2 separate regions of the Homo sapiens genome follow, and region 2 is linked to region 1. A link is a loop called in an ENCODE intact Hi-C map of the cell type or tissue named here. Cell type or tissue: HepG2. All regions are shown on one strand. Links, peaks and the distances in the headings refer to the core of each region. The heading gives the core; the rest is flanking DNA. Region 1 has its middle 67 kb from the start of PLS3. Region 2 has its middle 100 kb from the start of LUZP4.

Region 1 (15,557 bases), core at 4,930-8,929:
AGTGATATTTGAAAATGGAATTAGATTAGTTGTAAATGTATATTGCAAACTCTAAGGCAACCAATACAAAAAGTTAAAAAAATAAAGAATTATGACCGACATGCTAAAAGGAAGAGAAAAATGGAATCACATAAAATATCAATTAAAACCACAAAAGAGAAAAAGAATGAAAAGCCAAAAACAGGAACAAATAACAAGAGCAACAAATAGAGAACAGTAATGAATATGTTAGATTTTTTTTCTCGTTGTTTTGTTTTGTTTTGTTCTGTTTTGTTTGTTTTGAGACAGAGTCTTACTTCATCACTCAGGTTGGAGAGCAGTGGAGTGATCTCGGCTCACTGCAACCTCCATCTCCCGGGTTTAAGCGATTCTCCTGCCTCAGTCTCCCAAGTAGCTATGATTACAGGCATGCACCACCATGCCTGGCTAATTTTTGTAATTTTATTAAAGATGGGGTTTCACCATGTTGACCAGGCTGATCTCAAACTCCTGACTTCAAGTGATCCACCCGCCTTGGCCTCCTAAAATGTTGGGACTGTAGGCGTGAGCCACTGCATCCCACCGAATATGGTAGATATTAACCCAATTATATCAATAATCACTTTGAATGTCAGTGGTCTAAATGTGCCAATTAAAAGACAGATTTTCAGAGTGGATCAAAAAAACAAAAGCTGGCTGGGCACGGTGGCTCATGCCTGTAATCCCAGCACTTTAGGAGGCCGAGGTGGGTGGACCACCTGAGGTCAGGAGTTTGATATAAGTGGCCAACATGATGAAAACCCATCTCTACTAAAAATATAAAAATTAATTGGGCATGGTGGTGGGCACCTGTAATCCCAGCTACTCAGGAGGCTGAGGCAGGAGAATCTCTTGAACCCGGGAGGCAGAGGTTGCAGTGAGCTGAGGTCATGCCATTGCACCCCAGCCTGGGAGACAAGAGCAAAACTCTGTCAAAAAAAAAAAAAGCCCCCCCATAAAACCAAGACCCAGTAGCATGTTGTCTACAAGAAGCCCACTTTAAATATAAACACATAAGATTAAAAGTAAATGGATGGAGAAAGATATAATGTGCTAACACTAATAAAAAGAAAGTGGCAGTAGTTACATTAATTTCAGACGAAGCTATTTTGGAGCAGGGAAAGTTATCAGGGATAAAGAGGGGCATTACATAATGATGAAGGGGTTAGTTCTTCCTGAATACATAATAATTCTTGACGTGTATGCTCCTGACAACAGAGCAAAACCCAATAGAACTGAAAAGAGAGATAGATGAATCCACTATTATAGTTGGAGTCTTCAACACTCCCCTATCAGAAATGGACAGGTGCAGCAGGCAGAAGATCAGTAAGGACATAGTTGAACTCAACAGCACCATCATTAAACTGGATATAATTGAAATTTCCAGATAACTTCATCCAATTGCAGAACACACATTCTTCTCAACCTCACATGCAACACTCACCAAGATAGACTGTATTCTGGACCCTAAAACACACCTTAACAAATACCAAAGAATAGAACTCATACAATGCCCGCTCCCAGACCACAATGGAATATGCTTGAAAGCAATAACCGGAAAATCCCCAAATACTTGGAGATTAAAAATATACTTCTAAATAACACATGGGTCAAAGAAAAAAATCTCAGCCAGGCGTCGTGGCACACCTCTGTAATCCCAGCACTTTGGGAGGCCAAGGGGGACAGATCACGTGAGGCCGGAGTTCGAGACCAGCCTAGCCAACATGGTGAAGCAACATCTCTACAAAACATAAGAACTCTGTTAGCTCTTCACAACCTGATCACAGCCTTGAAGCCACGGAACATAGAGAACAAGCCATTGCTGGTGATGCATTCATTCATCTATTCATTTATTCAAACACATGGAGCAAAAGCAGCGGGAAGTTCGTACTGGGCAGAAGGCAACAGAGTTGCTAGAGTTCTCTAAGACAGCAGGTACTATCAGATATCATAGGGACTGGCATTGGGAGGACGTATCTATGTCTACAGATTTTCAATGTATCCAGAACTGGTCTGTTTGGGGGAAAGATGTCTGATAGAACATATCAACAAGGAGGAGAAGGGTGTGCTTGATTTTAGAACTGGGAAGGACAGGCTCACACTGACTTGATCCATGGCAGATGGTTCTTGAGCATAAACCGCACAGCAATGTTGTTCCCTCTGGTGTCAAGAGACCAGCCTTTTAAAGCTCTTATCAGGTTTCTGGCTAGGGAGTGCTTCCAGACCGGGGTGTATCCTCCTTGATGGGCAGCTCCTATTAGACCAGGGCAATTCTCTGGGGAAGAGGGGCAGCTGTGAGCCCTTAGCTGTAAATGTTTCCAGAGACTGTAACTTGAAGCCTCCCTCTTTTGGCTTCTGAAAATTTCAATTTATAGCTGTTGTGAATTCATCATATTCAATTAAAGGCATATTTGTACTCAGGCAAAGGAAGAAGAGAAGCCCTGTTGAAAGTTTGAGTTAGGAAAGGGGAAGCAGGGAGAGCTAAAGGAAAGTGAAAGCACAAGTGGCCACAGAGGTTAAAAGTAGAGACACAAAAAGTTAGTGGGAAGAAAGGTCTTGTGTCTGGCATAGGAAGAGGTCCTGTTTCTGGCCTGAAAAGGGAACAAATTAGTGACACAATAGCTACAGTTTGCTTCACCCTTGGCACTTCTTGGGAACAGGAACCCCTGAAGATGGAGGTAGGTTAAAACAGCCCTTAGTGAATTCTCTATCCTAAACCGTGGTCTTCACATATTTTTACTTGCATAACCTCTAAAGGAATTTTGGAAAAACTCTATGCTCCATAGATATCTTTTTTCTTCTTTTTAAAAAATAGAGATGGGGTCTTGCTATGTTGCCCAGGCTGGTCTGGAACTCTTGGCCTCAAGCAATCCTCCCACCTTGACCCCCCAAAATTCTGGAATTACAGGAATAAGCTACCATACCATACCTGGACTCTATAACATATCTTAAAGTTGACATCTAACAACTATGGAGGGATTTATGAAAGCTTAAATATTTCAAGTGATGTAATTTCTGGCATATTGCAAATATTGATGTTTGAGAATAAAACTGTTGCATCATTTTAAAAAATATAAGTGGGACCAATTACCATAGCACCATAGCAGTTTGATATCCACCATTATCCATGTAAAAGATACATGAAGATACTCCTTTTCTTTTCTTTTTCTTTTTCTTTTCTTTTTTTTTTTTTTTTTTTTTTGAGACAGAGTCTCACTCTGTCATCCAGGCTGGAGTGCAGTGGTGCCATCACGGCTTATGGCAGCGTCAACCTCCCAGGCTCAAGTGATCCTCTCACCTCAGTCTCCTGAGTAGCTGGGACCATAGGCACACACCACTGTGCCTGGCTAAATTTTATTTTTATTTTTTGTAGAGATGGGATCTCACTATATTGCCCAACCTGGTCTCAAACTCCTGTACTCAAACAATCCTCCTTCCTTGGCTTCCCAAAGTGGTTGAGATTATAGGCATGAGCCACTGCACCTGAGAAAGATACTCCTTTTGCACAGCCAGATTTTTTTTTTTTTTTTTTTTGAGACAGAGTTTCACTCTGTCACCCAGGCTGGAGTGCAGTGGCATGATCTCGGCTCACTGCAACCGCCGCTTTCCAGGTTCAAGCAATTCTCCTGCCTCAGCCTCCTGAGTAGCTGGGATTACAGGTGTGTACCACCCCACCCAGCTAATTTTTGCATTTTTAGTAGAGACGGGGTTTTCCATGTTGGCCAGGTTGGTTTTGAACTCCTGACCTCAGATGATCTGCCCGCCTTGGCCTCCCAAAGTGCTGGGATTACAGGCGTGAGCCACTGCGCCCAGCACAGCCAGAAATTTTATATCATACTTTTATCTCTTGAACTTATATTTTGATTCTATTCACACCACAGAATTGTATCCTAATGTAATATATTTTTGTTTAGAATATCTTTTGTTATCACATCCCAATTCCTACCATAAAACATGTAAATTTACATTGTAAAAAAATTTTATTCCTGTGACTGTAAGGCTTAGAGTCTTTGGGACTTTTTTGTTTTTTATAATCATTAGCACATGACTGGTTAGAGTAACATAAATATATTATAAAACCTTATAGTTAATAAACATAAAATAGAATATTATTGGGAATGTATCTCTTAATGTGATGGAAGGGGATTTTTTAAAGTAGTTCATATATCTGTGGATCAATGTTACTTATTGTTAGAATGAGAACAAGTTCAATATTTTTAGTATACTTAAGATGTTGAGAAATCTTGTTCATGTAAATGAGATAAGAATGAAAGTTTAGTTAAAATAATATCATTCAATTAAGCACTTTCCTAAATATATGCCAAAGATTACATTATATCTATCATAATTTTTATGATAGATCATAATATAATCTATCTGTGTAATGATCTAGCAAATGACAACTTGGTTAGATTCTCCTCTGATTTTGTTGAAAGCAAGGCATTGGAAACGACTTGCCTTTATAAAAGTATTTGTTATCCCATCATTAAAGTGATGCACTCAGTACTTGTGCTCACACATTTCTCAATATCAGCATCAATATTTCCAATGATCCCTTTCGGTGCTCAAGAAGTTTTCGTTTTGGGGCCAGGCACCAAGGTAAGCCTTGAGATGAGTTAGAGATGTGCCTTTATTTTGTAAAGTGGGAGAAAGGAAGTGGGAAAGTAGAACCATCAGGTATGTTCTCACACAAAGCAAATTTAGGAAAGAGTACACATGGAAGTTAAAAATCTGGAAAATTGTTAAAAACAAAAAGACACTCAAACAATACCTACCTATGTATCTCTTTAAGTCTGAGGGTGCCTTGGGAGTATGTGCACCCAGGTTGAAGAACATGAACCCAAAGAACAGAATAATGTAAAAAGCAGGAAACTGGAGTATGGAGGAAGGCATTATCCCTCCTGACCCCCACCAAGATACATTAACGTGGTTTTGAGAGTCATTGTTGAGACAGCGTGAGATGGGGACCTCGGAACTCATGTATTAAACCTAGAACTCAATATGCATACATTGCATATGTCCTTGGGATAAGATACTCATTTACTTATGTTAATACTAAAGTGTAAAAGACTGATGAAGGGGTATGGGGGATTGCTAAAATGCAACTGGCCCTATGGACAAAGGAATTGGTTTCTCAGTTTCCCCTTAATTGCAGAGGTTGAATAAAGCTCTTTGCAGTGCTTTAGCTAGTACATGGCACACAGCTTAGATTGAGGGAGCAATGGATCAAGAAAACTTGTAAGAGGCAGCTAATTTAATTTCTCCTTAAGTAGTCTAATAATCCACTTTTAGCCTAGCTTAGTGATTTGGGCTTAAGCAAATAAGGTTCTACCCCAGCAGGTTATCAACTAAGCTCCACAGAAACTCACAGGGCAGGATGCTCCAGAGTTCTGCCAGTGAAACATTTTGCCAAAAGTGGTCCACCACTTCTGTCTATTTTAAATATCGAGGTTTGGAGAAAGATTTAGTTGGGAAAAGTGCTCTGTTGCTAAACATACACACACATACATACACTCACAACACACACCACTCGTGCCATTCACTGGACACACAATTACTTTCACTCACCTGTGCTCTCACATATGTTGTTTCTTCTGCCTAGGATAACCAAAACTCATCTCCCCAACTCTTTCAGACAAAAAAAAAGTTTGCTTTCTCTTCTAGACAGTATTTTGTATTTACCATTATTATAGCACTTCCCACATTGTATCATAACTGTATTATTACATGTACTGGCAATTCAACCTTCTAATTGTCTCTAATATGCCAGCCCCTCTCCAGTCCCTCTACCAATGCCTTAGTTTACCCTTATCTTGCATCTGGATCATTTTGACGGAAGTCTTGACCCTTTCCTATCTATTTTCCATACTGCCACCAAGGTGAGCCATCTAAGGCTGTATTCTGATTGTATCATGCCCCTACTTAAAACTTTTTTGTGGATCCCCATTGCCCTAAATGATAAAGTGCGTGCTTCTTAGCCTAGTTGACTTGCCCCTGCACTCCTCCACAGGCTTCTTTTACTGTGCCCCTCACTCTATCCTTGAATCATACATTCTAGCCATGAGGGAGTACTGATCGTTTACTCAGTAAGCCATGTTACTTCAAGGTTTTGTGCCTTTGTAAACACTGCACTTCTTAATTGAGATATCTATTTTCTAGTGTTCAGTGAAGTTAATTCCTGCATATCTTTTAGATTTCCACTTAGATATCTCTTCCTCTGGGAAGGTTTCTGACCCTAAAGTGCCTTATTTTGATCCACAGTTCTCTTTCATGCTTTTTTTTTTTTTTTTGAGAGATGTAGTCTTGCTCTGTCACCCAGGCTGGGGTACAGTGGCACGATCTCGGCTCACTGCAATCCCTGCCTCCCAGGTTCAAGCAATTTTTACGCCTCAGCCTCTGGAGTAGAAGGGACTACAGGCGTGCGCAACCATACCGGGCTAATTTTTGTATTTTTAGCGGAGACAGGTTTTCGCCATGTTTGCCAGGCTGGTCTCAAATTCCTGGCCTCAAGTGATCTGCCAGCCTCGGCTTCCCAAAGTGCTGGGATGAAAGGCCTGAGCCACTGTGGCTGGCCTCTGTCAGCCTTATTTACCATATTTTATGGTAATTGTTTTTGAGTCTGTCTCTATTTTAAGACTCTTAAGTCTTTTTTTTTTTTTTTTTTTTTTCTGAGACAGGGTCTCACTCTGTCACCCAGCTGGAGTGCCGTGGCATGATCATGGCTCTCACTGCAACCTCCACCTCCCAGGCTCAAGTGATCCTCACACCTCAACCTCCCAAGTAGCTGGGACCACAGGTATGTGCCACCATGCCAGGCTAATTTTTTAACTTTTTGTAGAGATGGAATCCCAGTATATTGCTCATGCTGGTCTTGAACTCCTGGGCTCAAGCAATCCTCCTGCCTTGGCCTCCCAAAGTGCTAGCATCACAGGCATGAGCCACTGTGCTCAGCAGATTTCTAAGTCTTAAGGACAAGGACTGTATCTTAATAATCTTGGTATCTCTATTTCCATGTATAAAGCCTTGCACGAAGTAATTGTTCAATAAATAGTTTTTTTTTAAATAGCGAGGGATGAATGTTTGGGTGGAGAATGTATGTTTGGCCTAGGGTAGGCTTAAGACATCTGCTTTACTTTGGTGTCCTGGTTCATTCCCAACTAAAGCTTCAGAGTTTTACAGAATGACATGGAGAGCCAGGTTGTTTTGGCCATGCCCAGAAAGTGTTGGCTTCAGTATAATCTACCAAATTTAGGAGTTATTTGTAACAAAACTAGATTAAATAGAATTTCAGAGTCTAACAGCTACTGCAACATATACTGTAGCACAGTCAATAGCAGTAACACGAATATATTAGGAAAATGAGATTGCTGAAAGACTAAAGGAAAAAGGAATCTGAGTGCTATAGAGACCAAACAGTAGTCACAGCTGTTGACTCTAGGGGACAACAGAACAAGAGGAGGATAAGAAGAGCAATAAAGGGCCATTGAAAGCACATCTGTTATAGTAGGAGACAGGCCTTGGACAGTATCCGGTTACATGCCTAGGACAATTTGCCTCTTATTTATTTTAAACTCTGAGTAATCTAGGGATAAAATCGGTCTGAGATGGGGCATTGTTTTAACATTTCCCATTGGCAATATCCTTTTTGTGTTACTGGGAAAAGACATATAGTCAAACATAAAGCAAAGGCAATTTATCTTTTTAAATACATGTATAAAATGTAAATAATATAGGAAAAAGAAAATTACTGAGCAACAACCATCCAATTCAAATGTAATCTTACTGTTAACCTTTTCTGATGCCCTGTCTTGCCAATAAATATAATTTTGTTTGAGAAATCTTATCATCCAGATGTTATTATTAAAATAATTATTTCATCTTTAACCTCAACAGATGGCTTAGATACACAGGAATCTAGTTCTACTTATAAGTATCATATTTTAACGATTCCTGAAACTAAGTGAGCAGCTTAATAAAACAGATAATGTGTGCAGATAGCTAAAAATATTTGGATAAAAATGGAAACATAAAGTCAAAAATCTGGATTTACGTCTACATGATGACAGAATAAAATTTTCATTTTTAGCATAATATGCAGACACTGCAAAACATCTCTTTTAAGTTATGCATTTCCCCATATAGAAGAGAGTACTGCTGCATGAACAAGAACAACAGACAAACTTTGATTATATTAATTGATTCTAAGGTAGGCATGCCGAACAGGAAGAAGAACCTTCTATAGGACATGTATGTGTTTTCTGTTTGATGTGTTTCCTGTTTGATGAACCAAAGAATTTCCTAAATGCTACCATCCATAGTTCATGTAGTATCAGTTCTAGAGATATTTATTTATTTATTTGAATATTAAGCCTTTGGTGGGGGAACAGGGTCTTGAAGGCTATTCCAAGTAGAGCAGCATGTGCAGAGGAACCAAGATGGTAAGGAACTGGGCATGTTGGAGGATGTAAAGGAAGGCCAGAGTAGTACAAGAAGAGTGAGTAAGGGCAGGAGTTTGGGCTTTACACTAGGAGCAACAGGAAATCACTGAATGGTTTTCATGTTCAGGAGTGACACAATCTGGTTTACGTGGCTAAATGGTCCTGATGTTTACAGTGTGCAAATTGGAATGGAAGGCTGGGCAAGGTGCAAGCTAGAGGCAGAGGTGATATCTGTTGGCTTGCCCTAGAATCCTGGCAACAGAGAAGGAGAGATGTGGACAGATATGTCAGTGGTAGAATCAATAGGGCTTAGTGAGTAATTAATCAGAAGAGAGAGTGTAATGTTGGAGATGACTCTTGATTTTCTGACTTGATTAACTGGGTGTATAGCAGTGCTTTTCACTGAAATGCAAAGCACTAAAGGGGAAACAGGAATTTGGGGGAAGTAATGTAAATCTTGGATACACTGTTTGCCCTGTTGAATTTTTGGTGCCTATGAAATACCTATGGTAGGCAGGTTTTGGGCTCAGTATAAAAATCTAGGATGGTTTCACTGGCGCATAGCTGAAACCTTGGAAATGAATGAAATCATCTAGGGAGAAAAAAACCATATCCTGAGGAACTCCAGCATTTAAAGTTTGATCAATGATGGAGGAAGCAACAACGGAGCCAGAAAACTGCAAATGGTTATATCAAAGAAATCAAGGGAGCATTGTTTCAAGGAGGTGGATGTAATCTTGTAAGGTGAAGACTGAAAGACAGTCACATACATAAGATTCTCTTCAGTCATGTTCCTGTCATGGCATCTCCTTCTACCTGAATTAAATGGTATAATTCACTGGCAAGGTGACTCTTCTACATAGGCAAGATTGGAGTATATGGAGAAAAATGATTCTCCTCTTGAATCTAATAAAGTTTATGGAATAATGCCCTGGGTATTTTTCCACAGTCATTTGACAAACTATTTTCTGTTCTTAGGAGAACCAGGCTTCCTATTTATGATTTATTAGCACCAACAATTGCCAAACTCACTGGAACTCAACAAAAAGAATTCGATTTTTTTCTAAGAGAGAAAGAAATACAATTTCAGGGGAAAATGTCCACAGGGACTTAAGATATTATGTCTATGTTTGTCGAGCAGGCATAGAAGAAAGATCAAAGGGTAAAACACACTGAAAAATGGTTCTTGAGCTAAAACTCCCAAAAGTTTGTGGATTTCTGGGAATCTGAAGCCTTTTGAATGAAGAGTATAATCTGTACACAAAGTTTGAGTTCAATTAGGATCAGATATCAAAGATGATCTTGCTTACTTCAAATGATTTAACTGGATACTGGCTGAAAAGAGCTTAAGCTAGAAAGGAACTAGAAATGTTGTGACTAATATTCAGACAGATGAAAATAACAGGAAGAAGAACTCTGTGGCAATCCAGATGGAAAAAAAATGAAAAAGAGGTCAAATGGATGCAAATGGCTGATTTCTTTCACTGAGTTTCATCCTAGTGATGAGTTCAAATAGTAAAGATCTCATTTCAGACAAACAAATATTCATTAATGAAGAAATATTACACACTGTGGAATTTCTAAGCCCATGCTATTAATAAGACCTTTTTAAGAGAGGGAGGGAAAGGAGAGAGGGAGAGACGGGGGAAGGGAGGGAAAGGAGAGAGAGAGAGAGAGAGAGAGAGAGAGATAGATAGCTATAGAGCAAGAGATTGTGATAGAGAAAAATCGATTCTGAGAAATTGACTTTGTGTCTGCCTGACAGTCATTGGACGAAATCACAAAGAAAGCACTGGCAAGAGATCAGAACTCCCGGAATCCATTAAATACAAAAAAAGGAGAAAAATAACTAAATGTTGGTTGCAGACCAGCATGCTATATCCAAAGATTTGAGTAGAACTGTTTAAGGGTGAGCAGATCCAATAATAAAATTTCATAATCGGCCCTCATAAAAATAACATGAACAGAAGTTTGCTGGGTTAGAGAGCAACTGCTGCTACTACATATATTGCATTCCATAAGTCAGTCTTAACCAGAAACAAAGATGTTGGGCATTTAGCTCTCATCTTTGTTCTTGACTCTTGGCATATGCAAGTTTCCACAATGCCTCCATTAGTTACTAGTCACAATTACACAGTTTTTTGAAAGTGTGCTTAGAAAAAAAGACTAATCTTCTGATCAACTTAACTGCAGAGTTAGAATAGAAATTAGGGCTCGTCTAGGCTGGGGAGTTGTCACTGCATCAGTCATGTCCCTGCTCCTATACCTCCTTTGGTGGATCAATTCAATGAACAAGAGCTATGTGGTAGAATGACTTGACATAAAAGTGTAGCCTGCTATACTGAGAAGTATTAAAGAGAAATTAGAGAGTAGATAGGCAAGATGCCAAGCACAGGGCAGTCAGCTAACACAGGATAGAACAGGTTGGAATGAGGCTTAAACAGACTAGAACAATGGTTTCTGATCCCTAAAAAAATGAAGATCACACATTACTAGTAAGACAGTAACTTTTTGAAAAATTACAAAAACAGTGTTCATTTTATAAAAAATTTTTAAAACACATATAAACAAAAAGAAGACAATAAAAAGCACACACACCACCACCACCATATATAGCCAAAATTAATAACTCCTTGCTGTACATCCCACAAGATTTTCTCTATGCCTATACAGTTATATATATGCACATACTATATTTTAATCAGTTTAAGCTTATATCTTTTCATGTACTTGTTGGCCATTTGTATATTTTATTTGGAGAAATGTCCATTCGGGGACTCTGGGGACTCAGGGGGAGGGGTTGGAGTGGGGAGAAGGGATACAAGACTATACATTGGATGCAGTGTACACTGCTCAGGTGATGGGTGCACCAAAATCTCAGAAACCACCACTAAAGAACTAATCCATGTAACCAAACATACCTGTTCTCCAAAAACTATTGAAATAATTTTTTTAAAAAGGAATTACACTGAAAAAAAAAAGAAGAAAAAAGTCCATTCAAGTTTTTTGCCTATTTTTAATTGGGTTATTTTTCTTTTCGTTGTTGAATTGTAGGAGGTCTTTATGTATTCTAGATACAGGATCTTAATCAGATATACGATTTCCAAATATTTCCCCCCATTCTACGGATTGTCTTTTTACTCTCTTGATAGTGTCCTTTGATGTATAAAAGTTTTTAATTTTATGAAATCAAGTTTGTTTATTTTTTCTTCTTTTGCTTGAACTCCTAGTGTCATATCTAAGAAACCATTGCCAAATCCAAAGTTATCTAGTTTTACCTCTGTTTTCTTTTAAAAGCTATATGTTCTAGTTCTTTTTTTAAAATCCACTTAGAGCTAATTATTGTATCTGGTGTGAGTTGAAGATCCAACATCAGTCTTTTGTGTGTGTATTCCCAGTCGTCTCATTTTTTACATATTTGATATTATAAAGAGATCCTTTAAAAATAATGTGTTCAGTTATATTCACTACAGTATTTTTCATAGTAGCAAAAAAAACCAGAAACACCATACATGTTCAACAATAGAAGATTCGTAAAATAAATTGTGATATACCTTTATAATGTAATATTATATAGAAATAAAACTAGTATTATTCATAAAAATATCATTAAGCAAACATTTACAAAACCATCAGATCTCATGAGAACTCATTCACTATCCTGAGAACAGCAAGAGGGAAATCTGCCTTCATTATCCAATCACCTCCCACCATGCCCCTCCCCTGACACATGAGGATTACAATTCAACATGAGATTTGGATGGGGACACAGAGCTAAACCATATCGATGGATAAACAAAATGTGATATATTTATAAAATGAAATTTTATTCAGCCATGAAAAGGAATGAAGTACTGATACATGCTATAGCATGGATGAACCCTGAAAACATTATGCTAAATGAAAGAAGCCAGATACCAAGAACACATGTTGAATAATCAAATTTATATGAAATTTCCAGAATAGGCAAATCCAGAGAGAGAAAAAGCGGATATGTAATTACTAGTGACTGGAGGAGGGGTTATTGGGGAGTGACTGATTAATAGGTATGGAGTTTCCTTTGGGAGTGATGAAAACATTCTGGACCTACACAGTATTGATGGTTGCACTACACTGTGAATTTACTTGATGCCATTGAATTGTACTTTAAAAATAGTTTAAATAGTAAATGTTATGTTTATCACAATAAAAATTATAAAAATATAAAATTGTGCTTATAAGCTTACATAATAATACTACTCTCAATATCTATTATTGGAGAAGTTGGTTAATGACAAAAAGCTAGTATGAGTTTACTAATACTTTATGAATTAATATCCTATTAAACATAATATATAGACATGCTTGAAAAAATATAATAGTAGATCTATATGCAAGATAAATGTATACGATCTAACATCAGGCTTGTTTCATATAAGGATCCAAAGACTCTTTGCAATAATTCTACTAGTTATTGGAGATTTAGGATCCATAGGCTATGACTCATTGAGCAAGAGAATTAGTTCACAGAAATCATAAAGGCAGTTCCCTATGGCTGCTATAACAAATTGTAACAAACTTGATGGTTTAAAACAACAGGAACTTGTTTTCTTACAGTTCCAGATGCCAGAGGTCCAAAATCAAGGTGTTGACAGGGGTTCTCTCTCCAAAGGTACTAGGGGAAGATCCTTTCTCTGTCTCTTCCAGCTTATGGTGGCTCCAGAAGTTCTTTGGCTTGTGACCACATCACTCCAATCTGTTTCCTCCTTTTCTGTCTCAAAATTCTTTTCACTTCTATATTATAAAGGTACGTGTGATTGCATTTAGGGTCCACCAGATAATTCAGGATAAGATCTTCCTCTTAAGACATTTAATTTAGTTACTTTTTTTGATCATATAATTTTCACTTTTTTGCCATATGAGGTAATATTCACAAGTTCTGAGGATTAGGACGAGGACATGTCTTTTGGGGGGACCATCATTCAGCCCAGTACAGTCTTCCCTCTGGCCTTCCCAAATCCACGTTCATCCCAGAGTGTAACGACAGAACTCTGGGGGGAGTATCTACAGTCAGGAGTGAGAGGAGAAAGAAAGAGCCATAGAAGAGGGGAGAAGAGGAGCAGTCAGAGAGTGAGAAGGTGTTTCAAGGCAGAATGGTGCTATTTAACTGTCTGTCAAAATGATCAAACTTTGGATGACTTATTGTTGCTTTATGTGAACACAGCTAAAGTCAGACAGTTTGAGAGTGCTTTCAGCTTTCGATCAAGTAAAATGCCATTTAGTGCATTGTTATTATATCAGTCATTTAATAAATAATCCTGTGATCACTTAAAATTGCTACCATATGTCCCAAAGTTTCCAATTAAGATTTAGGATATATATAACTTATCAAAATTGCATACTGTTTGATATTTAGTTATTAATATATGCTTTTTACTTATTTTTCATAAAAACATATATATACAGGACCTCAAGAAGGGGAAACTTGAGGAAATGGAATAATCACATTGCAGATTTCAACAGAGCATGAAGCTATACAGACCTTTCATATGGTTTCATTGTTAAAATTGCAAGACAGAGTGATTATCACCAGCATATTATCTAATTATTGTGTAATGAAGTACTGAGAAACAGCTTGAACTTATAACAAAGGCAGCTAGCACTGCATATTTTATATAATCTTTGAAATATAATTTATATACAATAAAATTTACCCTTTTGAAGTGTATAAATCAATGGTTTTTACTATATTTATAGAGTTGTGCAACCATCTCCATTATCTAATTGATACAGTTTTGCTGTGTCCCCACCCAAAAATCTCATATGGAATTTTAATCCCCATAATCCTCATAATCCTCACGTGTCAAGGGAGAGACCAGGTGGAGGTAACTGAATCATGGGGGCAGTTTCTCCCATGCTGTTCTCATGATAGTGAGTTCTCATGAGATCTGATGGTTTTATGTGTTTGGTAGTTCCTCCTGCGTTCATTCTCCTTCCGGCTGTCTTGTGAAGGTGTCTTGCTTCCTCTTTACCTTCCGCCATGATTGCAAGGTTCCTGAGGCCTCTCCAGCCATGTTGAACTGTGAGTAAATTAAAACTGTTTCCTTTATAAATTACCCAGTCTTGGGTGTTTCCTTTAGCAATGTGAGAACAGACTCATGCACTAATTTTAGAACATTTTCAACACCCTGAAAACAAACCCATTTTCTATCTATTAGCAGTCACTCCTCATTCTCCCCATTCCCTCAGCCCTTTGCAACCACTAACATACAATATGTGTTTTTTCTTTTTCTTTTCTTTTTTTTTTTTTGGCAGGGGGCGCGGTCGGGGGGTGATGGAGTCTCGCTCTGTTGCCCAGGCTGGAGTGCAATGGTGTGATCTCGGCTCACTGCAACCTTTGCCTCCCAGGTTCAAGCCATTCTCCTGCCTCAGCCTCCCAAGTAGCTGGGACTACAGGCATGCACCACCATGCCTGGCTAATTTTTGTATTTTTAGTAGAGACGGGGTTTCACCATGTTGGCCAGGCTGGACTTGAACTCCTGACCTCAAGTGATCCACCTGCCTCGGCCTCCCAAAGTGTTGGGATTATAGGCATAAGCCACCACGCCCAGCCAATATGTGTTTTTTTTTTTTCTGACTGGCTTCTTTCACTTAGCATATTTTCATGGTCAATCCATGTTGTGGCATGGATCAGTACCACATTCCTCTTCATGGCTGAATAATATTCCATTGCATGGCCATACCACATTTTGTTTATCCACTCCTCAGTAATTAATGGACATTTGCATTGTCTTCGTCTTTTGGCTATTATGAAAAATGCTGCTTTGAGCATTTATGTACCAGGTTTTGAGGGGTTATACTTTCAGTTCTCCTGTATACATCCATAAGAGTTGAATTGCTGGGTCATATTGTATCTATGTATAACATTATGAGGAACTGTAAAACTATTTTTCAAAGCTGTGGCAACATTTTACATTTCTACCAGCAATATTTGAATGATCCAGTTTCTTCACATCCTCACCAACACCTGTTATTATCCTGTCTTTTTCATTACAGCCATCCTAGTAGGTGTTGAAACAGAAACATTGAACATAGTACAGAGTTCCCATATACATCCTCAAA
Region 2 (15,557 bases), core at 5,271-9,270, 100 kb after region 1:
TCCCTTGTCCCAGCCGTCTACCTGCCTGTTGCCTGCCCTTGCCATAGGATATATATATATATGCGCCCACATACACACACACACACACACACACACACACACACACACACACACACACACACTGAGAGATAGAGAGAGAGAGAGAGAAAGACATGAGGTCTTGCCCTCTTGCCTAGGCTGGAGTGCAGTGACATGATCACAGCTCACTGCAGCTTCCAACTCCTTGGTTCAAGAGATCCTCCTGCCTCAGCCTCCTGAGTGGCTGGGATTACAAGTGCACGCCACCGTGCCAAAGATAAGATGTTTTTAAGGATAAAATTCTCCCATGTTAGCTCCTGGTTTTATGGATCCCCATTAGTCAGAAAGAGATGTTCTGCTGCCTATCTGTGCTGCTCTAGTACCAGGTACCTCCCCACTATGGATTAACTGAGGAGGTTTCATAGCTCATCCACCACCACACAACAAATAAGTATGAAGGCTGAAGTTTAAACCAGGACTGTGTGATTTTTAAATTGTACTTTCTAAACCACTATCTGACACCGCCTCTCCTTCATAGAACTAGTCACACTGGATGGTGACCCTCTGTTTACTGGTCCATTCACCCCCTTCCTCAAGATAACAGCCGCCTGAGTTGGGCGGGGAGAGCAAGGCACAAGTAGGCAGTTAAGAAGTGTTTCTGGAATAAAAGAACGAAGGGAGGGATGAACGAACAAACAAATGAACTGTTAGCAGCCAAGTTGCAGTCATCCCAGATTGGGCCCAATTCTACAGTTTCTGAGAGCTTGGCAGCTCTAAGAGGCTCTGGTCCTGTGAATCCATATGTCTCCCAATGCAACCGCTTAATAATGAAACCAGAGCTGCTAGGACAGCACTTTCCATTTACTCCCGACCCTGAGCTGCTTGCGGATCCAATAAAGAATTTGAATAGCCAAAGTTCTAGAAATGTGAGAGATAAGATGCTTTCTGCTCAAAAAAGAAGAAAAAAGTCAAACAAAGGGAATCCTAAGATATGTTTCTTGGTGAGGTGGGGGTTGCAGAAGGGGCCAGCATGGTCATACTGCCTGAAGGCAGCTTTCAGTGTCGCCAGACAGAAAAGGAAATGACAACAACTTTAGACAAGAATAGAAGGGCAAATAAAGATCTTATTGAAAAGCAGGTAAATTGGCTGGGCTCAGGAAGTCTTTAATGGCTCAGGGCTGGCAAAGGTCCCATCTGGTAGTCCACTTCTACCTTACAATGGAGCTCAGTGGACTCCATGTTGTTCACTTGCTCTGAACCTTTGTGTGCAGCATGGGCTTGGTATTGAACCTAAACATGAAGGGCCTCTTTGTTCTGTAATTTTCTCCCCTTCACAGACCACAGAGCCTCCACAGGCATTGATGGCCCATGATTACATTAGCAGTGTGTGTAATTCTGGGTGAGCCGCTTAATCTCTCCAAACCTCAGTCTACTCATATGTAAAACGGGTCTGGACCAGATCACTGAGATAACGTGTGAGTGTCTAGCAGACTATTGGCATGTAGTGAACATTTGGTAAATGTTTGTTAAAAGAGTTAAAGTATGACTACAGAGTTCTCCATTCCTATGTCAGGTATAAGGACTATGTAAGGAAGGGATCTGTATTCCTGCTTCAGTGGCAACCAGACTTTTCCCGCTCAGTATTCTGAGGAAATCTGAGGAGAATTAATTGGTTATTAACATTCACTATGGGGCAATGTGGGGTGGGAGGTGGTAGAGAGAGGACAAAAAACAGATACAGAAGAAATACGCTACTTTTGTTCCTAAGGATGCTTTTAAAGGCTTAGTGCTGCGAAGCAAGGCTTTTCCGTTTTTAAAAATTTAATTTAATTTAAGTTCCAGGATACATGTGCAGGACGTGCAGATTTGTTACACAGGTAAACGTGTGCCATGGTGGTTGGCTGCACCTATCAACCCATCGCCTAGGTATTAAGCTCCACGTGCATTGGCTATTTATCCCTATGGTCTCCCTTCCCCACCACCCCTGACAGGCCCCAGTGTGTGTTGCTCCCCTCCCTGTGTCCATGTGTTCTCCTTGTTCAGCTCCCAATTATAAGTGAGAACATGCTGTGTTTGGTATTCTGTTCCTGCATTACTTTGCTGAGGATAATGGCTTCCAGCTCCATCCATGTCCCTGCAAAGGACATGATCTCATTTCTTTTTATGGCTGCATAGTATTCCATGGTGTATATGTACCACATTTTCTTTACCCAGTCTATCACTGATGGGCCTTTGGGTTGGTCCCATGTCTTTGCTATTATGAATAGTGCTGCAATGAACATATGTGTGCATATATCTTTATAATAGAATGAAGTATATTCCTTTGGGTATATACCCAGTAATGGGATTGCTGGGTCAAATAGTAATTCTGGTTCTAGGTCTTTGAGGAATTGCCATACTGTCTTCCACAATGGCTGAAATAATTTACATTCCCACCAACAGTATAAAAGCATTCCTATTTCTCCACAGCTTTGCCAGCATCTGTTGCTTCTTGACTTTTTAACAATTGCTATTCTGACTGGCATGGCAGGGTGTCTCACTGTGGTTTTGATTTGCATTTCTCTAATGCTCAGTGATGTTGAGCTTTTTTTCATATGTTTGCTGGCTGCATAAATGTCTTCTTTTCAGAAGTGTCTGTTCATGTCGTTTGCCCACTTTTCAATGGAATTGTTTGCTTTTTTCTTGTACGTTTGTTTAAGTTCCTTGTAGAATCTGGATATTAGCCCTTTGTCAGATGGATAGATTGCAAAATTTTTCTCTCATTCTGCAGGTTCTCTGTTTACTCTGATGGTAGTTTGTTTTGCTGTGCAGAAGCTCTTTAGTTTAATTAGATTCCATTTGTCCATTTTTGCTTTTGTTACAATTGCTTTTAATGTTTTAATCATGAAATCTTTGCCCGTGAAGCAAGGCTTTTCTTATTCCTCAGGATTAACTGTCTGATTCTTCACTACTGTTTCCACCTGTGCTGCCACTGCAAACTCTTTCCTAGACAAGCTCTTCAGTTGCAAAACAACAGTAGACATCTTGTATATTGCAAAGCTATTTATAGGACACACACACTGGTTGCATATACCACACACACACACACACACACACACACATACTCAAGATTTCATGTCATTTCATTGTAAATATTTCAATATATATTTTCAAAAGAAATGGACTCTTTAAAAAATAGCTATAATACCTTTAAAATGCATTATTTCTTAACATCATTAATTGTCCAATCCATGGTCATATTTCCCCAATTATCTCATTTTTTTTTCACATTGGGTTATTTGAATCATGATCCAGAAAAGGTTTGCATCATATAATGGCGTTTCGTTGATAAGTCATCTCTTAAGTTTCTTTTAATCTATAAGTTTCTCCCTCTTTTCTTGCCCTTTCTTCCTTCCTCCCTCCCTCCCCCTTTCCTTCCTTCTTTCTTTCTTTCTTTCTTTCTTTCTTTCTTTCTTTCTTTCTTTCTTTCTTTCTTTCTTTCTTTCTTTCTTTCTTTCAACAGTGTCTTCCTCTGTAACCCAGGCACCCAGGCTGCAGTGCAGTGGTGCAATCATGGCACACTGCAGCTTTGACCTCCTGGGCTCAAGCAATCCTTTCCACTTTAGCCTCCTGAGTAGAGTAGCTTGGACTGCAGGTGCACACCACCACGCCTATTTTTTTTCTTCAGTTTTTGTAGAGACAGGGTCTTGCTATGTTGAACAGGCTGATTTCAAACTCCTGGCCTCAAGCTATCCTCCCATCTCAGCATCCCAAAATGCTGGGATTATTTTCTTGCCATTTGTAAAAAAGAGTTGAAAGCCTGTGCTCTTAACCACGAAATATGGCATTTATGTTTATTTTCAGAGTTATGCCTTTGAAAGAAATACCCTCCTCCTAAACACATTTCTTGTATTAAATATAGCTCCTTATTTTCCTGTAGAATAGAAGGCGATCATACATTAAAAATGTATTTTAGAGCAGGAGACAGTGGCTCATATCTGTCATCCCAGAACTTTGGGAGGGCGAAGCAGTAGGATCACTTGAAACCAGGAGTTTGAGACCATCCTGGATAGCATAGCAAAACCCCATCTCCACAAAACATTTAAAAATTAGCCAGGTGTGGTGGCATATGCCCATAGTCCCAGCTATTCAGGAGGCTGAAATAGGAGGATTACTTGAGTCCAGGAGGTTGAGGCTGCAGTAAGCCATGACCTAGTTTTGTAGATATTTATGACAAGATAGGGCTTGAGAACAGAAAAGCCAGCTCTCAAAAAATATATCCTGTCCCATCCCCCATGGGGCCTAAAGTTTCATAGGTAAAGATGTCGCTAAGACTTTATATCTTTAAGCATCACAACTATCTGTCACTAGTCACTAAAACTTTCAAAAGTCAGGCTCTGACAGCTTAGATAGGTGGGTATGGTAAAAGGAAGGGAGGAAAAGCCTGAATAGACCTAGCCCAGATATCACTCTGAAGTGAAGGCCTCTAACAGACTAGGGCAGGGGGTAACCTGAGGAACCAGGCACCCATTCAGGGGCAGGGCACCCACTGTGGAGAAAAGACAAATGATAGGGATCTATTTCACAGTTTTGCTGTTGCTTCGACTTAGTTGTACATGTTTGGATAATATTAAAAGTATTTAAGAAGCAGTAGGATATATTGGAGAGGCAGAAGTTCTCATCAGTGGCTAGCTGAAGGTCCTTGAGGGGCATGCTGGTCAGCTGTGGGCTCAGTACACAGTTTGCACACTAAGGTGCTGGTCCTGTTGCCAGGGGTGCTGTTTCCACTCTAGCTGGTGCTATCTCAGCTCTGGTCATCTGGACACATGGATGGGAGCCTGTTGGCAGACAGGCAGCAGGGCAGCCCCCAGAAAGACTCCTCCATGCTGATGCAACTGGCATCCATTCAAAGGGCTCAAAGCAGCAGCTCTTCACCAATCAGTGCCTCAGTATTTCATGATTTTTTTGTTTGTTTGTTTTTTGTTTTTTGTTTGTTTTTTTCCGACGGAGTCTCACACTGTCACCCAGGCTGGAGTGCAGCGGTGCTATCTTGGCTCACTGCAAGCTCCGCCTCCCGGGTTCACACCATTCTCCTGCCTCAGCCTCCAAAGTAGCTGGGACTACAGGCGCCCGCCACCACGCCTGGCTAATTTTTTGTATTTTTAGTAGAGACGGGGTTTCACTGTGGTAGCCAGGATGGTCTTGATCTCCTGACCTCGTGATCCGCCTGCCTCGGCCTCCCAAAATGTTTCATGATTTTAACCACTCCTCCTGCCTCCAGGCTGAGTCTAAACCTTGTAAAATTGCAACCTCTCTGCTTTTCTGAAAGAGGGTAGGCAGTGTGATGTTCTGTAAAAAGCTATTATCTTCAGGTAGGTTTTAGTTCCAAATTAACCACTAACTTAGGCAAGTCACTTCAGCTTTCTGAGCCTCAGTTTTATCATCAGTAAAATGAGGATAAAACTCTTACTCTGTTTACCTCCCAGGGTTTGTTATGTTAAACAAGAACATGATGTGCAAGTGTTGTATAACTAATCACAACTTACACCTGCAAGACATTTTATTATTATTATTATAGCTCCAACTGTAACATGGCAATGAATGCACAAAGGTAGCCAATAGATATTTAATTTCCTTTTTATTGGACCAAATGTTATGGTAAATCACCCCAGGAAAATGGCTGAGCAAATGTGAGGCTAACACCACAACCAGCCCCAGAAGTAAACAAAAGCACAACACTGGCAAAGGCATTCACTTTGAAAATTCTAACCCCGATACAGCAGTCTTGAGGTTCATGTTTCGCCATTGCGATGTGTTTAACTTGAACAATGTGGCTGAGCTTTCCCATTCTAACTAGAGCTTTCTTGAACCAGAAACAAAGGCAAGTCAGTTCTGAGGCTGAGATTCAAATAATCAGATCACGGGACAGCTGCAAACTGGAAAGCAAATGAGACAGCTACTGGAGTGATCCCATTAATAAAGGCCCTCCTCCCAACACGTGGCCCTTTCCCCAACACACTAGAGGCCAACAGAAAGGACACTTCTTCCTCTTTGGAAGGAAGGAAGTTAACAACTGGAATGAATCCGATTAACCTGGTTAACAACTGGAAGGAGGAAGGTCTGTTATGAGTCCCTTTAAATTCCTGCTTTTTCCTTGGTAGTCCTAATGAAGGAGGAGAGGATTTAAAAAAAAAAAAGCTAAAAGAACTTTGCTGTTGCTTTTGATAACGCTGTCACACACAATGATGATTTTTTAAAATGAACACTGGGATTTGGCCAGGCGCGGTGGCTCACGCCTATAATCCCAGCACTTTGGGAGGCCAAGGCGGAAGGATCACTTGAGGCCAGGAGTTCAAGATCAGCCTAGCCAACAGGTGAAACCCCATCTCTACTAAAAATACAAAAACTAGCTGGGTGTGGTGGCACACGCCTGTAATCCCAGCTACTTGGGAGGCTGAGACAGGAGAATCACTCGAACCCGGGGGCAGAGGCTGCAGTGAGCTGAGATCGAGCCACTGCACTCCAGCCTGGGCAACAGAGTGAGACTCCATCTCAAAACAAAACAAAACAAACAAACAAACAAAAGCACTGGGATTTACATTCTTTTCATAAAGAAGACTCTTTCCCCAACCATTCCTATTAAAGAACTGGAAGAGACTTCAGAGATTTTTAACAGGAGGGGGTAGCTGCTGTGGGGCTAAGAAACTGGAATTAAAGGCTGGGCCTGGTGGCTCATGCCTGTAATCCCAGCACTTTGGGAGGCCGAGGCAGGGGGATCACCTGAGGTCAGGAGTTCGAGACCAGCCTAGCCAACATGGTGAAACCCCGTCTCTATTTAAAAAATACAAAAATTAGCCAGGCATGGTGGTGGGAGCCTGTAATCTCATCTACTCAGGAAGCTGAGGCAGGAGAATCACTTGAACCTGGGAGGTGGAGGTTGCAGTGAGCCAAGATCGAGCCACTGCACTCTAGCCTGGGCGACAGAGCGAGAAAAATAAAAAAGAAGAAAAGAAACTGGAGTTAACAATGGTTCCTAATTCCCTTCCCTGTTTGCACTATTTCCTCAGGTTCCCAGGGGAAGGGAGGCTTGAGGTATTGAGTAAAAGACCCAGCTGTGGATAGAGTTAGTCAGGACTCCATAGACTGTAATTAGTTTTTTACCTACACTGGCTAGAGTAAATGAATAAAATCTACCCAATAGGAGACACAGAAAGTCTCCTGCCTTAAAAGCTGTACAAATGAGAGGATAAAATCATTGGCACTTTGTCAGCTTGGTGATAGAGTCTTGTGGTTTTTAGAGCTGAGAGGGCAGTAGGAATGTTCCCACCCTCCTTTTCACAGATAAGGTAAGAGGAATGGACTTGTCCAAGTTTACACAGTGACTGAATGAATTAACTCTTGCTCACCAAAATGACACCATCCTCTGGGTAAAAAGTGAGCAGTGGATTGTCAATGTCCATATTCCTCTTCTTCCTCAAACAGGCTATCAAATTCCTCACCATTCACGCTTTCTTCTCTGCTATGATTGCCCACACATTCTCACATCCATTATCCAGTCCCTTAATATCTCCCATTCTAACTCTGCTGGTTTTTCCACCACTGCATCCACTGCCAATTTTTCTAAGAGGAAAGAGAAACTTCTACCCACTGGTATTGCAGGTGTTTTATTGAATCCTCCAAAAGTGGATGTGGTTCTTATAGTTTAGAGTACTCTCAGGCATGGAACCTAAGAGAAGTTTCCTGAGGCTGGGCCAAAGAGGAAGAGTTGGCAACTACAACCTGCACGCCAAGTTCAGTGCCCTGTCTGTTTTTGTATGGCATGCAATCTAAGAAGGTTTTCTTTGTTTATTTTTAATTGTGGTTAAAAAAATGACATAAAATTTACCACCTTAACCATGTTTAGGAGTACAGTTCAGTAGTGTTAAGTATATTCACATTGGTGTGCAACAGATCTCTGCAACTTTTTCATCTTGTGAAACTGAAACACCACACCCATTAAACAATTCCCTTTTCTCTCTTCTTCCAGCCCTTGGTAACCAATATTCTTTCTGTTTCTATGAATTTTAATACTTGTGAGGCATTGACTCAAGTCATTTTTTACTAAATATACTTACATCTCAAAATTTGGGAATGATTTGCTTAAAAACTAATTTACAGTAGATTCAAGACTGTTCTTTTAATAATATCCCTTCCCTAACTTGTATTTATTTTGTGGTTAAAAAAAATAAAATTTACCATCTTAACAATTATCTTGTTTTTGAGACAGGGTCTCACTCTGTCGCCCAGGCTGGAATGCAGTGGCATGATCATAGCTCACTGCAGCCTCGAACTCCCAAAGCCCAGATGACCCTCCCACCTCAATCTCCTGAGTAGCTGGGACCACAGGCATGCACTACAACACCCTGCTTTTTTTTTTTTTTTGTAGAGACAGGGTTTCTCCATGTTGCCCTGGCTGGTCACCAACACCTGGGCTCAAGCCATTCGCCCACCTCAGCCTCCCAAAGGGCTGGGATTATAGGCATGAGCCACTGTGCCCAGCCCATCTTAACCATTTTTAAAGTTTAGTAGTGTTAACTATACAAACATTGTTGCACAACAGATCTCTGGAAACTCTTTCACCTTGCAAAACTGAAACTTTGCACCTATTGAATAGCAATTCTTCGTTTGCCCCTTCCTCTAGCTCTGGGCAAATGCCATTCCACTTTTTGTCTCTAAGAGGACTGAATACTTTAGATAACTTAATAATGCAGTATTTGCAGTGGAATAATGCAGTACTTGCAATTTTTTGATTGACTTATTTCACTAAGCATAATGTCATTGAGGTTCATCCCTGTTGTAGCATATGATAGAATCTTCTTTTTTAAGGCTGAACAATATTCCATTGTATGTATATACTACATTTTGTTTATCCATTCATTGGTCCATAGACATCTGAGTAGTTTCTATCACATGGCTGTTGTGTATAATGCTGCTATGAACATGGGTATAGAAATATCTCTCTGAGGCCCTGCTTTCAATTCTTTTGTGAATATATTCAGAAGTAAGCCTGCTGGATCATATGGTGGTTCTATTTTTGATTTTTTGAGGTACCACCATATTGTTTTCCATAGAAGTTGCGCCATTTTACAATTCTACCAATAGTGCACAAAAGTCCCAACTTCTCCACATTCTTGTCAACATGTTTTATTTTATTGATTTTTTGTGGTAGCAGCCATCCTAATAGGTGTGAGGTGATATTTCATTTGATTTGCAATTATTTACTGATTAGCAATATACATATTTTCATATGCTTACTGGCCATTTGTATATCATCCTTGGAGAAATGTATATTCATGTCCTTTGCTCATTTTTTAAATTAGCTTATTTGGGTTTTTCTGTTGTTGAGTTGTAGGAGTTCTTTAAAAATTCTGAATATTAACCCCATTTCAGATACATGATTTGCAAATATTTTCTCTCATTCTGTAGGTTGATATTTCATTCTGTTGATTGTGTCCTTTGATACACAAAAGCTTTCTTAAATTTATTGTAGTTTCATTTGTCTATTTTCTGCTTTTGTTGCCTGTGCTTTTCATCTCTTATCCAATAAAACCTACCAACTCCAATATCATGAAGCTTTTTCTCTAGGTTTTCTTCTGGTAGGAATGGTTTTTAATATTTTTTAATGGATGAGAAAAATCAAAAGAAGAAATATATTTCGGAGGCCGAGGTGGGCAGATCACGAGGTCAAGAGATTGAGACCATCCTGGCCAACATGGTGAAACCCCATCTCTACTAAAAATACAAAAATTAGCTGGGCATGCTGGCACGTGCCTGTAGTCCCAGCTACTCGGGAGGCTGCCGCAGAATTGCTTGAACCCAGGAGGCAGAGGTTGCAGTGAGCCGAGATCGCGCTACTGCACTCCAGCCTGGGGATAGAGTGAGACTCTGTCTCAAAAAAAAAAAAAGAAAAGAAAAATATTTCATGACTCGTGAAAATTATATAAAATTCAAATTTCAGGGCCTGTAAGTAAAGTTTTATTGGAACATAGCCACAGTCATTCATTTACGCATTATTTCTGGTTGTTTTTGTGCTATGATAGCAGAGTTAAGTACAGTTGACCTTTGAACAACATGGGTTTGGACTGCATGGGTCCACAGTTACATGGATTTCTTTCAATAAATATATTGGAACAATTTTTTGACATTTGTGATGATTTGAAAAACTCACAGATAAACCACCTAGTTTAGAAATATCAAAAAAATTAAGAAAAATGTATGTCATGAATGCATGAAATATATGTAAATAATAGTCTATGTTACCATTTACAACCATAAAATATACACAAATTACTATAAAAAGATAAAATTTATCAAAATGAATGCACACAAACACAGACCATACCTGGCACCATTTGAAAGAAATGTAAACAAACTTATTACATGAATCATAACTGCATAAAATTAACTGTAATACATTCTGTGCTACATAATGATTTTGTAGCCACCTCCTGTTGCTATTGTGGTGAGGTTAAATATTTTGAATATCTGCTTAAAACGTCATGTGACACAAATCATCTCTGTGTGAGCTGTTGTCTCTCTGGTATATCCCGGAGTGCAGTAAAAAGTGACCTGTCCTGGAGCTCTTTATTTTTCTTCATGTTTAGTGCAATACGGTAAACCTTGAATAACACCATGGGATCCATACAAAAAGCCCCTAGTGGTGCTGGAAGTGCTCCTATAAGAAGCAGAGGAAAGCCATGACATTACAAGAAAAAGTTGAATTGCTTGATATGCACCATACATTGAGGTCTGCACAGGGAGGTGGCCCACTATTTTGACAATTTATTTTGTAAACAGATGATGTAAACTTAAGGTATCGATAAGTAAAGTACTATATTTTCTCTTCCTTATAATTTTCTTAATAACATTTTCTCATTTCTAGCTTACTTTATTGTAAGAATACAGTATATAGTACATATAACTTTCAAAATATGTGTTATTTGACTGTTTATGTTATCAGTAAGGCTTCTGCTCAACAGCTGGCTATTAGTAGTTAAGATTTTGGGGAGTCAAAAGTTATACTTGGGGCCGGGCATGATGGCTCAGGCCTGTAATACCAGCACTTTGGGAGGCCAAGGCAGGCAGATCACTTGAGGTCAGGAGTTTGAGACCAGCCTGGCCAACATTACAAAACCCAGTCTCTACTAAAATTACAAAAATTAGCTGGGCATGGTGGCACGCTCCTGTAAGCCCAGCTACTCAAGAGGCTGAGGCACGAGAATCGCTTGAACCCGGGAGATGGAAGTTGCAGTGAGCCGAGATTGTGCCACTGCACTCCAGCCTACGTGAGGGAGTGAGTCTCTGTCTCAAAAAAAAAAAAAGTTATACACTATAGTTGCAACAGAGACCAAATATGGCTCTCTCATCTCTTCACACTGTTACTCAGTGCATTATAAATTGCAGTGACACATCTATAATTCTACAGCCTTTCAAAGAAAAATGACGTGGACTTTGATTGTTGTACGTATTTTTAAAGAGACGGAGGTCTTGCTATGTTGCCCAGGCTGGGCTCAAACTTCCGGCCTCAAGTGAGCTGCCTCAGCCTTCTGAGTAGCTGGGACAGCAGGCACACACCACAACACCCAGTTCTGATTGTTGTATTGTTAAGACATACTGGAGTTTGGATATTTGGTTGTCTAATTATATGGCAGAGCATTGTGTTTATTGTGCAATGACACTACAGCTGCAGGATATCCAAAGAATACGGTATATGTCAACAATTCCAGACTAAGCACTCTTAATATCCCCAACTCACAGGAAAGCAATGGTCAGAAAAATTAGAACATTTAAAATGGAATACCTTATCGCAGAAGAATTTCTTCACAGGAAGTGAGGCTGCCACAAAAGTAAATTTCCAAGTGGCTCATTTATTAGGCAAGCAAAGAAAGTCATTTACTGATGGTGCGTTAATTAAAGCCTATGGTTATTCATTGCTTCAGCAGGCACTTTGCAGAAAATATTTGCATCTACTGTGTTATTATACCAGTAGCGTCAGTGATGAAGTTCACATTCTCTCCTGGACTTAGCCATCGACAGTTCTGTGAATTTTTGTCAGAAATAGAAACTGAATATCTGACTTGCCCTATGACACTGAAGTTCAATGGCTTAGCAGTGGTAAATTTTTACTGAGTTTTTTTTTTTTAAGCTCAGGGCTGAGATTGAAATTTTTCTGAATAAATAAAATCTGGCCTCAAATCACTATTACTGAACATTGAATATGTGGAAATTTGTTCTCTCTCTTGTTATATGAACACCGACATAATATCCTCAATTTTATCTCTTGAGACACAAAGCCCAACATATTTACTATACGACCATTTACAGAAAAAGTTTGCCAACCGCTACCATAGACATCTGAACAAAAGCCACTTGGGTCTTATTGGAAAACATTTCTCCCTGCCAACAAAAAATCCAATGTCTGTGATAGTGCCTAGCTTCCTCAAACCTATTCTACTCTGGGCTCACTACTCATTCTTGGCATTACCTCTCATGCTTCCTAAGATAAAGGTGACTATTGTCCCATTGCTTTGTTTAAGGATCTTGATCTCTTTGTCACAGGAACCTTACTGTCAGTCAAAAAGTAATCTGTTTTTTATTCTCAAGAGGCTTGATGGTATTAATGTAAATAGGATTTCTGATTGTCAACACTGATGATCCAGCTTTTCTGAAGCTAGATATGCCATTCAGGGGTTCTCACTAGAGGGACAGAGTCCAGGCTTCCTATTACACAAACAAAAGACCTTGCCACTACCTTCTGCTACTGTCACCTCTTTCCTCCTATATCCAGTTACATGATGTAAAGAATCCTCATTAAGATATCACCCATGAACTGGAATAGGCAACTGTCTAGAGAGCTATTAAGTTGTGGCCTCCAGTTGTCTCTGTCTTTGTTTATAAGAGCAGTAATTTAAAAATTACAGATATGCTGACTTACTAAATACTGTTTGGGGGAGTAGAAACTTACTAATTCAGCAGGATCTAATTCAGTAACTATGCTCCTCTAAAACCACTTTGGTGAAGGTTATTGTTAGCGGACCCAGAAAGGGCAAATAATTTGCTTTTATAAGCTTTAATGGCTTGAAATGACTTAAATGTTGGCTGCATATGTAGCAAATTGCTTTACATCCTCAGTTACACATCCTTACTCCAATATGTGTATTCATGGTTAAAAAACAGAAGTAAACACCACAAAATGGATACTAATACAACAATGAAGCTGAAAGTAATTTGTGACCAGGAAATGAAAGGCTGATAATTAGTCTCTAGGGTGCATACTACTGTTAAAAACCAAACCAAAATTAAAATAACAAATTCTGAAACAAAAATTCACCCATTTCTTTTTGCTTCTTTTGAAAAATATAGACCCACCGATACAGAATTTATGGTTTTGTACTTTTAGGGATAGTTGTTTGTTTTTATTACTTTTCTATTGTGGCCCTTAAACGAAGCCTTTATAGAGTCAGTCACTTTCAGATTGATCGAGCTTTTTGAAACATAAAATTTCACTCCCCAGCCCAACCCCTACAACCCTTCCCAAGGGAACACCTGTTTCATTAAATGGTGTTTTATTTTTGTTTCCTTCATAGGAATTCCCCCTTTTTAAATTACAAATGACCCATCAACATCCATGTTGACTTCTAGGTAAAGTGAGTTTACCTTCTAAAAAATTTAGGTGAAGCCAAATCTTCAAAGAGTATGCCATCCTGTCATCACCAGAATGTGAGTGTACTCTCATGCTCTCCATGTAGTATCTTTAGTGGAAAAACCCGAATTCTTTTTTCTTTTTTTTTTTTTTTGACAGAGTCTCACTGTGTTGCCCAGGCTGGAGTGCAGTGGCGTAATCTTGGCTCACTGCAACCTCTGACTCTCAGGTTTAAGTGATTCTCCTGCCTCAGCTTCCTGAGTAGCTGGGATTACAGGTGCGCACCACCATGCCCAGCTAATTTTTGTATTTTTAGTTGAGACAGAGTTTCACCATGTTGGTCAGGCTGGACTCGAACTCCTGACCTCGTGATCCACCCACCTCGGCCTCCTAAAGTACTGGGATTACAGGCGTGAGCCACCGAGCCCGACCAAAAACACCAAATTCTTAACGGGGTGTTTACTGATGACATCCTAAGTCATTAAAGTATTGAAAACCTATCTGCTCCTTAAAGTTATTTGTAAGTAAATAACTGATAATCCATGCATTTATTACATTTTAATTTTTTTATAAAGAATTTCAAGTCAAAATTCAACTATCACGTAAAGACTTTCAGTCATCTTTCACCAAAACGTTCTTTAAAAAAGTACACTTCTGGGCTGGGCATGGTGGCTCATGCCTGTAATCCCAACACTTTGGGAGGCTGAGGCAGGAGGATCACTTGAAGCCAGGAGTTTGAACTAGCCTGGGTAACATAGTGATACCCCATCTCCACACACACACACACACACACACACACACACACACACACACACACACACAATAAAAAGGGGAAAAAAGTACGCTTTCTGATGTAAACCACACAGATGGGGTTGGTTTGGCACATCTTAGGCTGGGGGGACACTATCCAAAAAAAGAGCCAAATTTCTTCAAAGACTGTTCAACTAAAGTGGTTTCTACATTAACAATAAGCCCAGTTTTCTATTGCACACCTCATCAATTTAAAAACAAAGGAATAGGTTCAGGCAATATTTCCTTCGTTTTAATATGTCCTTCTATGTTTGTTAAGTGTCGTGATGGCCTACACGTGAAATCTTGGTCTTCATCTTTTCCTGACAGTATCTATGTGGGGAAAGACTTTTTATTAGTTACCTATGACTGCTGTAACAAATTACCACAAACTTTGTGGCTTAAAACAATGCACATTTATTTTCTTGCAGTTTTGGAGGCCAGAAGTCCAAAATCAGCTTCACTGGCCTGAAATTCAGGCATTGGCAGAACTGTGCTCCCTGGAAGCTCTAGGGGAGAATCTGTTTTCTTGCCTTCCGGCTTAAAGATCTGCATTCTTTGTTTTGTGGGCGGGCCCTTCTTCCATTTACAGTACCTATACCTTGGCATCTTCAAATCTCTCTCTCTCTGCTAAGGTTGTCATATTGCCTTCTTTCTTCTGTGTCAAATCTCCCTCTGCTTCACTCTTAAAGGATGCACGTGATTGCATCTGAGGTTCACCTAAAAAATCCAGGATATTTTCCCTATTTTAAGGGCTTTAATGTAATTATATCTGTACAGTCTCTTCTGCCATATAACATGCACAAATTCCAGAGATTAAGACCTGGATATCTTTAGGGGCCATTAATCAGCATACCACAGACTCCAAATTTGGAGTTCAACATTTAGTTTACAACCTGTAAGTCTCAGTTTGCTAGCCAACTGTGGAATTATTTCTAGGGCTCCAAAACTTTTATGGAAATAAATAGCTTACATGTATGACTTCTACCAATTGCATATTCATGTACATGCCATTGTTATTAATAAAATACAAGTTTCTTTTATAAAGAGATTCAAAAGACCTGCTTCAGACAAGTAATTTCCAAATAAA

What was found. Peaks named below come from ENCODE experiments on the same cell type or tissue, not always from the same donor. Only the 100,000 strongest peaks of a DNase experiment are listed, where the experiment ranks them.
Region 2: it touches region 1 in a loop (2.5-fold over the local background); 3 of 110 quality-filtered maps call a loop at or near these places.

What each region holds. Positions count from the first base shown.
Region 1 is chrX:115,486,298-115,501,854 of GRCh38, reverse strand. No RefSeq gene overlaps it. Among named protein-coding and RNA genes, the nearest start is that of PLS3, 67 kb to the left of the region's middle. In HepG2, for the core only: no CTCF peak of the experiment used is centred there; no DNase peak of the experiment used is centred there.
Region 2 is chrX:115,385,236-115,400,792 of GRCh38, reverse strand. No RefSeq gene overlaps it. Among named protein-coding and RNA genes, the nearest start is that of LUZP4, 100 kb to the right of the region's middle. RefSeq lists an enhancer at 1,057-1,630. In HepG2, for the core only: no CTCF peak of the experiment used is centred there; DNase peaks (open chromatin) are centred at 7,332 and 8,632.